Linked DNA regions of Homo sapiens: region 2 is linked to region 1. Evidence: read pairs that join two places in POLR2A ChIA-PET (ENCODE). Cell type or tissue: PC-9. All regions are shown on one strand. Each heading gives the region's core, and the rest is flanking DNA. Links, peaks and the distances in the headings are about the cores only.

The links. Peaks named below come from ENCODE experiments on the same cell type or tissue, not always from the same donor. Only the 100,000 strongest peaks of a DNase experiment are listed, where the experiment ranks them.
Region 2: POLR2A ChIA-PET joins it to region 1 with 6 read pairs; 7 of 35 experiments call an interaction of 5 or more read pairs at or near these places.

Annotation. Positions count from the first base shown.
Region 1 is chr9:133,780,439-133,785,438 of GRCh38, reverse strand. It overlaps VAV2 (vav guanine nucleotide exchange factor 2), which reads left to right. Exons shown (of 30, transcript NM_001134398.2): 18 at 1,021-1,122; 19 at 1,848-1,936; 20 at 4,729-4,745. Among named protein-coding and RNA genes, the nearest start is that of SARDH, 45 kb to the right of the region's middle. RefSeq lists an enhancer at 4,641-5,000. In PC-9, for the core only: CTCF peaks have their summits at 2,904 and 3,105 (motif pointing left); no DNase peak of the experiment used is centred there.
Region 2 is chr9:134,011,081-134,017,339 of GRCh38, reverse strand. No RefSeq gene overlaps it. Among named protein-coding and RNA genes, the nearest start is that of BRD3OS, 11 kb to the left of the region's middle. In PC-9, for the core only: no CTCF peak of the experiment used is centred there; a DNase peak (open chromatin) is centred at 2,199; H3K27ac peaks cover 1,052 bases.

The DNA.
Region 1 (5,000 bases), core at 1-5,000:
GCCAGAGGATTCCTGGTGACCCCAGTCTTCAGGGTCTTACGGGCTGGCGGCTTGTCACCTGTTTTTGAAGCCACAGAACTATTTTTCCATGAGATCCAAGAGGACTCATATCCTAGATATGTGAAACAGAGAAAGATGATGAACGGGTTCCCGGAACACGGACCCTGGAGGGCCAGCAGGGTTGTCTGTGCTTGAGCTCTGCGGGCAGGTGAGCTGGGGCCTGCAGGCAGGTGCACTCGCCTCTCTGACCGTTTCTTCTGGTGAAATGGAGAGGGGAAGGCCTGTGTTCTGGCCTTTTTGGGAGGATCGAAAGGGAACCATTGGACACAGCAGGGCCAGGGCCTGGCTCGTGAGAATAGATGCAGCCAGCTGGTTTGCACCCAGGCTCTGTGGGGGAGGCCTGGGGCATCTTCTCTTCGGCCACTCGCTTTCCATGGCCTGTAATTTTCTCCCCAACATCCTATTGTGCAAAAGTTCAAGCGTTCATGGAAGCTGAAGCGACGTGATGGTGAATAGCCGTCTTCTCACCACGCTGCCGCCATCCGCGTCACCCCACCCCACCCCAGCCATCCAACAGCGGGTCTGTGTCAAAGTGAATTGCACACCAGTGCAGCCCCCCTGAGTACCTCAGGGGGCCCAATATTTGTTTAGCTTCTGAAATTTCAAGCTTATATCCAATGAGGCAAACAAATCTTAAGTATATGTTTTCTGAGTTTTAACAAATACCCACACCTGCCCACATCCAAGCCCAGTCAGGACCTTAGACCACCGTCCCCACCTGGAAGGTTCTCTCAGGCCAGTGCAGCAGTGTTAAAGCTTCTTCTCTGACCTGCCTTCTACGAGCAGGGAGTCTGGGCCCTGAGTCTGCCCCATGTTGCGGGCAGAGCCAGGCTTGGAGTCCAGGCCCTCTCGGATTCTGCACAGCCTGGGTCCGGAGCCCAGCTGGTTCCCAGGATGGCCACATGGTGGGGCTCGGGGAATCCAGTGGGTGTAGCATCTGCTCTCTTTCCCTCCTGCCAGGTCAAACATCAAGCCAGACAAAGCCAATGCCAACCACCACAGTTTCCAGATGTACACGTTTGACAAGACCACCAACTGCAAAGCCTGCAAAATGTTCCTCAGGTGTGGGAAACCCCCTGCTACAGCCCTCACCTCGCTCCACGCCCAGCCCAGGCCCCTGAGAGAGCTTAGTGTTCTATCTGTCCCATGTTCCCTGTGGGAGGCCCTGAGGGGTTAAGGGAGTATACCCCACAAGAGTCAGGCCCGTGCCAGGCATGGTGGCTCAAGTCTCAGCACTTTGGGAGGCTGAGGCAGGCGAATCGCTTGAGCCCAGTAGTTCAGGACCAGCCTGGCAACGTGGCAAAACTCTGTCTGTACAAAAAATACCAAAGTCAGCCAGGCGTGTTGGCCTGCTCCTGTGGCCCCAGCTACTCGGGAGGCTGATGTGGGAGAATTGAATAAGTCCTGGAGATTGAGCCTCCAGTGAGCTGTGATGTCGCCACTGCACTCCAGCCTGGGTGACAGAGTGAGACCCTGTCTCCAAAAAAAAAAAAAAAAAAAACGGCCCAGCCAAGCCCTTAGAGTTTCAGATCTAGCCGGGAGGTGATTGTTCCTGGGTGCCCGGGATGCTGTGTGGGGCAGGGAGGCAGGCTGGTGGAGGTAGGGGAAAGCAGGTGTCAGGCTGCCTGGTAAGGGAGGGTCCTGGATACTCAGGGCTATGAGGGATGTGTGTGCTGGGAGACAGCCAGCCAGGTGAGCCTGGGTGGGGACAAGGGCCTTGACCTTGGCAGAGAGGCATGAGGAGCCGACCCCAGCCTCGACCTCACCTCCTGCCCTCCCCTGTGCAGGGGCACCTTCTACCAGGGATACATGTGTACCAAGTGTGGCGTCGGGGCACACAAGGAGTGCCTGGAAGTGATACCTCCCTGCAAGTTCAGTGAGTACCCCCCTCACCCCCCCACCCCAGTCCCTGGCCACGCCTGCTCACTTCTGCCCCCTACCACCTGGGTACGGGCCTCGGGCACCATCTCCCACGGGGCAGCGACCAGATGAGGGCACCAGTGCTCACGTGCCCCAGAGCAGACACCAGACGCCTGCCGCACGTCACACACTTAACAGGAGACACAGCCGGGATGAATTCCATTCCAAGCCCTCTCTCCTAATGGGTACTTGAGGACCCCTCCCCATCTCCTGCATCCCCTGCCCCACTCCAGGAGGAAGCTTCTAGAATCTCCACCCCCAAACACGGCACAGAACATTCTCAACAGGTGCATGGAGGTTTCTCATCACAGAAACACCGGTCACCCTGGGTTCTCCCGGCGGGTGAGGCCTGGCCATCAGTAGCTATAGCCATGTTAGTAAATGGTTCAGACACACACACACATGCACGCATACACACATGGCACTTACAGTGGTTCCCTTCTGTTCATGCCCATTTAGGGAAGCTTGAGGCTCAGGGAGGGGAGAGGATTGAGCCAGGCTGGCAGTGGGCAGAGGCAGGGATGCGCCCTGGAGGCTCCTCTGAAGCACCTTGGGTCGGGGGCATACCTTTGGGGTTGTGCCCTGCTCAGGGCAGCTGGACAGCAGTGCAAAGCCTGAGACAGTTCTCTCCTGAGAGGTTTCAGACATCAGGATGTCACCTCCATCATCAGCCCCAGAAACTGAGGCTTGAAACTTTCAGCAATTTGTCTACACTTATTAGCAGAGCTTCTATTCAACAAAGAGCCCCCGGTGGCCCCAGGCCGAGTCTCTGGGTCTTGTCTCCTTGAGCCTCCTGAAGGTGTCTTAAGGCAGAAAAACAAGTCAGGCCAGCTTGTCACCCAGAGATTGTCACCCAGAGACGCCATTGCCCAGAATACATTTTGAGCTGTGATTTTAGATCAATGGTTAATTCACCATTTACTGTGAGTGCCAGCCCAGTACCCTAACCTGGGGAGAGGGCCAGAAGGTCAGCCCAGACCCCCTTGTCCCCATCACAGGCCCAATGCAGCCCCCTAGCTGTGCACAGGATCCCGCAGCCCCTGGAGTTAGTGCTGGAGGATTCCGCAGGCAGCCTGTGGCCTGAACGCAGCTTTTCAGCTGTGCCCATCAATACTGCCCTCTCGTGGTCGCATGTCCCCAGACGATGGCTGCAGCTACTTAGAATCTTTTTTTGCTTTCTCTGATTCTAAAGGTAATGTTTACTTATCAAAAATTTGGAGGAAAAAAAAAGAAATGAAATTTTAAAGAAAGTATCACCCGTGAACTTACCTAGAAATGATGAAAGGCAATGTTTCGGTATATTTCCTTCCAAGTTTTCTTTTTTTGTAATCTTTCTGTTCCTCCCCCGCCCCGCCCCCGCCGGATTATTAATTACTGATTTTCCGTAGAAAATTTGGAAAATGTAGAGAAGTGTAAAGGAGGAGAGAAAAACTACTCCTCCTATCCCCAGGCAAAGCCAGCTGCCACGAGGCCCCAAGCACTGTCCTGCTTTCTGCAGACGCGCACACCCGCCCACCCCATCTCTGTATGGTTTTGAATTTTTCTTAGTATGTGTAGTTGGAACTGCAGGTCTTTTGGAAGCCAGCATTGCTGTCTGCATTCTCCCATGTCCTGGCAGCGCCCTGGCTGGCACCAGCTCCATTCTCCCCAGGGGCCTGTGTCCTTGCCCCCCTCCTCATCCCTCTGCTGGGGGACGCCGTCCTTGCCACTTGTAGCCATTTTTCCCTTAACAGTGTCCAAGCTGCCTTCCCTCTGATCCAGGCTTCTACCTTTGCTCTGGGGTTTGGCTCTGGAAAGTGCTCCTTTGACCATTGTAGCCTTCACCCCTGGGCTCTGCCGAGGCTGGTTTAGCTGTTTGCTGCCCATGGGGGCCGAGATGTCCCGGAGAGATGCTGGCCTCTCCTGAGAGCCTTTCCTGTGGGAAGCCCCCATCAGGCACAGTCATTGCTGCCGTCCAGCTGCCCCCCACCCCTGACCCCTGCCCACTGAGCTGGAACCTGTTCTGTGGTGTCTGTGGATACCTCTGTCTGCCCAGAGCTGTCTGCACTGTGAGTGCTGGGTGGTGTGGAGGTCACGTCAGCGATGTGTGTGAGCTGTTGGGCTCCTTTTCCTCCTTGCCTCCTCTGGTGGTAGGTGGCAGCCACCTTGGCAGATGGCTGGGCCCTAAAGGGCCTTGGGAACATTGGCTCTCCTGGCACCTAAGGTCTTGTGTCCTTGAGCGTGTTGGCACCTGGGTGTCTGAGCTGAGGATGGCAAGCAGGTAGCATGCGTACCAATGCCTCCTCATCACTTGCCCCAGCAGGCATCACTAAGCGGTTGTGGCAGGTAGCATGCATACCAATGCTTCCTCATCACGTGCCCCAGCAGGCATCACTAAGCGATTGTGGAAATCTCCCCTTTGAGTGCCAGGTACCACCCCATGATCCAGGCAGCTGCCGCCATTCAAAAGAGGTGGCCCAGGCGGGATAACCTTTTTGCCAGCTCAGGTCTATTACCCAGTCCAAGTTCTCCCATGGGCCCCCTAAAGCCAGAGCTCAGAATTTGCTGCCAGAAGTAACTGAGAGGCTTTCACAGCCATGAGCTCGGACCTGTGTGTCCATGATCCATGTCCAAAACAGACCACTTTGTAGCTTGGCTCACTTACCATCTTAAGCTCGGCCCAGAGGCTCGGGGCGGTGTGAGTGAGAGCTGCACGGGGCCTTGGCGTCGGTGGCCTCCCCTCTAACACCTGACCTGCTTCCTTTCCAGCTTCTCCTGCAGATCTGGTAAGTCCCCAGAGTGTTTCCCCTCCCTCTGCCCCACCCCCGCCACATCCCTGTGTGCGCAGAGCCAGAAAGACCCAATTGTCTGCCTTTCACCACTCATGGGGCCACACCGGCTTGGATGAGCCACTTTTGGTCACAAGATGCCTCTGCTTTCCTTGGTGGGTGTCATTAGAGTCCTCCTAGGGGCCCCAGCGGTGTCTTCCGATCCCAGCTGCCCGCCTCATTCCCTTGCCCAGTGGCTGCTCGCGGCTATGG
Region 2 (6,259 bases), core at 1-5,000, 230 kb before region 1:
TTTTTTGAGATAGAGTTTCACTCTGTTGCTCAGGCTGGAGTGCAGTAGCGTGATTTCGGCTCACTGCAACCTCTGCCTCCCGGGTTCAAGCTATTGTCCTGCCTCAGCCTCCCAAGTAGCTGGGATCACAGGCGTGTGCCACCATGCCCAGCATATTTTTGTATTTTTAGTAGAGATGGGGTTTCACCATGTTGGCAAGGCTGGTCTCGAACTCCTGACCTCAGGTGATCGCCCACCTCCACCTCACAAAGTGCTGGGATTATAGACTTGAGCCACCACACCCAGCCAACTCAAGCATTTCTTTCTACTGACTTCAAGTCTTTAGACAAAGCTTAACTCTTTCAACCAGTTGTCAATCAGAAATTCTTTGAATCTGCTTATGATCTGTAAGCCCCCCTCAGCTTCAAGACCTCCCACCTCTTTAGGCTGAACCAATGTAAACTTCCATGTATTGATTTATAATTTTACCTATATATCCTGTCTCTCTAAAATGTATAAAACCAAACTGTAACCCAACCACCTCGACTGCACTTTCTCCAGACCTCTTGAGACTGTTTTCTGGACCATGGTCACTCATTGGCTCAGAATAAACTTCTTTAAATATTTCACAGCTTTTTTTTTTTCCATCAACAAGGTTGACACAAGGTTGCTTGATGGAAAATTAATCTACAGAGTCAACTACTGTTCTAAATGACAGCAAAAAGCAGAAAACAAGTGTTTAAAAGATACCATTTACAGGCCAGGCGTGGTGGCTCACGCCTGTAATCCCAGTACTTTGGGAGGCCAAGGCAGGCAGATCACCTGAGGTCGGCAGTTTGAGACCAGCCTGACCAACATGGTGAAACCCTGTTTCTACTAAATATAAAAAGTTAGCTGGGCATGGTGGTGCATGCCTGTAATCGCTGCTGGTTGGGAGGCTGAGGCAGGAGAATCGCTTCAACCCAGGAGGTGGAGGTTGCAGTGAGCCGAGATTGCACCATTGCACTCCAGCCTGGGCAACAAGAGTGAAATTCTGTCTCAAAAAAAAAAAAGATACCATTTACAATAATTTCAAAATATATCAAATACCTGGAAATGGGGATGGATGCCCCATTCTCCACGATGTGGTTATTCCACATTGCCTGCGTCAAAACATCTCATATACCCCATAAGTATATGTATCTACTATGTACCCCCACAAATGAAAAATTAAAAAATACCTAGGAATATTCAGGACTTCACAAATACTTTATTTTATTTTACTATTATTATTTTTTTGAGACAGAGTTTTGCTCTTGTTGCCCAGGCTGGAGTGCAATGGTGCGATCTCGGCTCACTGCAACCTCCGCCTCCCAGGTTCAAGTGATTCTCCTGCGTCAGCCGCCTGAGTAGCTGGGATTACAGGCATGTGCCACCATGCCCGGCTAATTTTGGATTTTTAGTAGAGACGGGGTTTCTCCACGTTGGTCAGGCTGGTCTCAAACTCCCAACCTCAGGTGATCCGCCCACCTCAGCCTCCCAAAGTGCTGGGATTACAGGCATGAGCCACCGTGCCCGGCTGGCACAAAAACTTTAAATGGAGAAATTTTATGAATGGAAACCTCACTATTTAAATTTAAAAAAGATACCAACTATAGACATCTGACTAAAGTATGCACTTGAATTAATAATAATGTATCAATATTGGTTCATTAATTGTCACAGACCACACGAAAGTAAGACATCAACAATAGAGAAAATTGGTATTGGGCTTATATGGACGCCGTACCATGTTTGCAATTTTTCTGTAAAACAAACTCTTCTAAAATTTTTAAAGCTTATTAAAATATACCTTTTAAGAGTGAAAAGGAAAGCCACAGAACGTGAGAAGAAATTTGCAATACATATGATTGATATGGAACTTATATTAGTCAGAGTCTGTTTGGAAGAGAGAAACCACACCAATCATTTGAACTGGGAGAAATAAATACAAGGAATTGTTCGCTAAGTACAAAGTTGTTAAGTTCAGAAGAAAAAAAATAACTCTAAAATATCCTAAAGTAGCACCTGCAGGAAGCAACTACCACCACCCCTAGGGATAAGGAACAAAGGGAAGAGGTTGGAATGATGAAAACCTAGATGCTTAGAGGAGGGACCCATGAAGCTGCCAGAAGTGTCCAAACCAGAGTGACTCCATCTTGAATGAGAGAAAAATATAGTGAGACCTGCTGGGTCACATTCCCAGGAGGTGAAGCACTCTTATGGTTGAGGGAGCAAGTTAATGATGCTTACTAACTAAACAGACCCAGTACTTCTGGAAATGCCCTGATGTCCTGATATCTTAAGGAAAAAAACTTTCTTAATTTAAGAATAGGTTTTGGCTGGGCGCAGTGGCTCAGGCCTGTAATCCCAGCACTTTGGGAGGCCAAGACGTGGGCATCACCTGAATCCAGGAGGTTGAGACCAGCTTGGGCAACATGGTGCCATCTCTACCAAAAACCAAAATTAGCCAGGTGTTGTGGCACACACCTGTGGTCCCAGCTATTTGGGAGGCTGAGGTGGGAGGATCATTGAGCCTGGGAGTTTGAGGCTGCAGTGATCCATGATCGCGCCACTGCACTCCAGCTTGGGGGAGGGGAGTAAGACCGCCATCTTAATTGAAAAAAAAAAAGGAATAGCTAGATACAAACATACACATACTTAATAGGCAAGGGAATCTACGGAGTTGATACAAGCCTTGTTCCTGCAACCAGTCCCGAGGCCGCAGTGTTTCACAGTCCCGAGGCCGCAGTGTATCACAGTCCCGAGGCCACAGTGTATCACAGTCCCGAGGCCGCAGTGTATCACAGTCCCGAGGCCGCAGTGTTTCACAGTCCCGAGGCCGCAGTGTATCACAGTCCCGAGGCCGCAGTGTATCACAGTCCCGAGGCCGCAGTGTTTCACAGTCCCGAGGCCGCAGTGTATCACAGTCCCGAGGCCGCAGTGTTTCACAGTCCCGAGGCCGCAGTGTTTCACAGTCCCGAGGCCGCAGTGTATCGCAGTCCCGAGGCCGCAGTGTTTCGCAGTCCCGAGGCCGCAGTGTATCGCAGTCCCGAGGCCGCAGTGTTTCGCAGTCCCGAGGCCGCAGTGTATCGCAGTCCCGAGGCCGCAGTGTTTCGCAGTCCCGAGGCCGCAGTGTATCGCAGTCCCGAGGCCGCAGTGTATCGCAGTCCCGAGGCCGCAGTGTTTCACAGTCCCGAGGCCGCAGTGTTTCACTGTCCCGAGGCCGCAGTGTATCGCAGTCCCGAGGCCGCAGTGTATCGCAGTCCCGAGGCCGCAGTGTTTCACTGTCCCGAGGCCGCAGTGTATCACAGTCCCGAGGCCGCAGTGTATCACAGTCCCGAGGCCTCGGTGTTTCACAGTCCCGGGGCCGCGGTGTTTCACAGTCCCGGGGCCGCGGTGTATCACAGTCCCGGGGCCGCGGTGTATCACAGTCCCGGGGCCGCGGTGTATCACAGTCCCGGGGCCGCGGTGTTTCACAGTCCCGGGGCCGCGGTGTTTCACAGTCCCGGGGCCGCGGTGTTTCACAGTCCCGGGGCCGCGGTGTTTCACAGTCCCGGGGCCGCGGTGTATCACAGTCCCGGGGCCGCGGTGTATCACAGTCCCGGGGCCGCGGTGTTTCGCAGTCCCGGGGCCGCGGTGTTTCGCAGTCCCGGGGCCGCGGTGTATCGCAGTCCCGAGGCCGCGGTGTTTCGCAGTCCCGAGGCCGCAGTGTATCGCAGTCCCGAGGCCGCAGTGTATCGCAGTCCCGAGGCCGCAGTGTTTCACTGTCCCGAGGCCGCAGTGTATCACAGTCCCGAGGCCGCAGTGTATCACAGTCCCGAGGCCTCGGTGTTTCACAGTCCCGGGGCCGCGGTGTTTCACAGTCCCGGGGCCGCGGTGTATCACAGTCCCGGGGCCGCGGTGTTTCACAGTCCCGGGGCCGCGGTGTATCACAGTCCCGGGGCCGCGGTGTATCACAGTCCCGGGGCCGCGGTGTTTCACAGTCCCGGGGCCGCGGTGTATCACAGTCCCGGGGCCGCGGTGTTTCACAGTCCCGGGGCCGCGGTGTATCACAGTCCCGGGGCCGCGGTGTTTCACAGTCCCGGGGCCGCGGTGTATCGCAGTCCCGGGGCCGCGGTGTTTCGCAGTCCCGGGGCCGCGGTGTATCGCAGTCCCGGGGCCGCGGTGTTTCGCAGTCCCGGGGCCGCGGTGTATCGCAGTCCCGGGGCCGCGGTGTTTCGCAGTCCCGGGGCCGCGGTGTATCGCAGTCCCGGGGCCGCGGTGTATCGCAGTCCCGGGGCCGCGGTGTATCGCAGTCCCGGGGCCGCGGTGTATCGCAGTCCCGGGGCCGCGGTGTATCGCAGTCCCGGGGCCGCGGTGTATCGCAGTCCCGGGGCCGCGGTGTATCGCAGTCCCGGGGCCGCGGTGTTTCGCAGTCCCGGGGCCGCGGTGTATCGCAGTCCCGGGGCCGCGGTGTTTCGCAGTCCCGGGGCCGCGGTGTATCGCAGTCCCGGGGCCGCGGTGTATCGCAGTCCCGGGGCCGCGGTGTATCGCAGTCCCGGGGCCGCGGTGTTTCGCAGTCCCGGGGCCGCGGTGTATCGCAGTCCCGGGGCCGCGGTGTATCGCAGTCCCGGGGCCGCGGTGTATCGCAGTCCCGGGGCCGCGGTGTATCGCAGTCGCGGGGCCGCGGTGTATCGCAGTCGCGGGGCCGCGGTGTATCGCAGTCGCGGGGCCGCGGTGTATCGCAGTCCCGGGGCCGCGGTGTATCGCAGTCGCGAGGCCGCGGTGTTTCGCAGTCCCGAGGCCGCGGTGTATCGCAGTCCCGAGGCCGCGGTGTATCGCAGTCCCGAGGCCGCGGTGTTTCACTGTCCCGAGGCCGCGGTGTATCACAGTCCCGAGGCCGCGGTGTATCACAGTCCCGAGGCCTCGGTGTTTCACAGTCCCGAGGCCGCGGTGTATCACAGTCCCGAGGCCGCGGTGTTTCACAGTCCCGGGGCCGCGGTGTTTCACAGTCCCGGGGCCGCGGTGTTTCACAGTCCCGGGGCCGCGGTGTATCGCAGTCCCGGGGCCGCGGTGTATCGCAGTCCCGGGGCCGCGGTGTATCGCAGTCCCGGGGCCGCGGTGTATCGCAGTCCCGGGGCCGCGGTGTATCGCAGTCCCGGGGCCGCGGTGTATCGCAGTCCCGGGGCCGCGGTGTTTCGCAGTCCCGGGGCCGCGGTGTTTCGCAGTCCCGGGGCCGCGGTGTATCGCAGTCCCGGGGCCGCGGTGTTTCGCAGTCCCGGGGCCGCGGTGTATCGCAGTCCCGGGGCCGCGGTGTTTCGCAGTCCCGGGGCCGCGGTGTATCGCAGTCCCGGGGCCGCGGTGTTTCGCAGTCCCGGGGCCGCGGTGTATCGCAGTCCCGGGGCCGCGGTGTTTCGCAGTCCCGGGGCCGCGGTGTTTCGCTGTCCGGAGGCCGCGGTGTATCACAGTCCCGAGGCCACAGTGTATCCCGCAGTGGGCATTTCCAGGGTTCCTCCACCAGCCAGCAGCATCTCATCTGCTTGGGGTTCTTTAGCCAGCAGGCTGACTTATGCTTTCGCTCCCCAGGGGCATGAACCCGAGATTACCCTGCCCTTTATATGTTTATGTTCATGTTGCTATAGCTTTCTATTAGCCTCTACTGTTGGGTAGAAATACTAAAACGCACCTCAGAAAATCCCCTGGGCTCCCACATACACTGAGCCTCAGTGTAGAGCCATGACTCACTTTCTACTTGGCATTAGGCATCAATCATCCCAGCTGGTAAAGTCACGTGCTTCTTGGTTTTGTTTTGTTTTTGAGACAGGGTCTTGCTTTGATGCCCAGGCTGGAGTACAGTGGTTCAATCATGACTCACTGCAGCTTCCACCTCCTGGGTTCAGACGATCCTCCTGCCTCAGCCTCCCTAGTAGCTGGGACTGCAGGCATGCGCCACCATGCCCAGCTAATTTTGTATTTAATTTTGTTTTTGTAGATACAGGGTTTTTCCATGTTGCCCAGGCTGGTCTCGAACTCCTTGACTCAAGCAATCTTCCTGCCTTGGCCTCCCAAAGTGTTGGGATTATAGGCGTGAGCCACCGTGCCTGGCCCTGCTTCTCGGTGTTTTGATGCAGTGGAATGAGGACACCAAATTGCCAAGTGGTAGTCTCATTTTCCAAATCAGAGGAACCATCATTGAATTCCTTGGTCGAAACATTCCTTGCTTGAGAACCAAGACTTCTGAGCCATCAGAGCCCGCCACTGTGGGTGGGCAGGCTGCCAA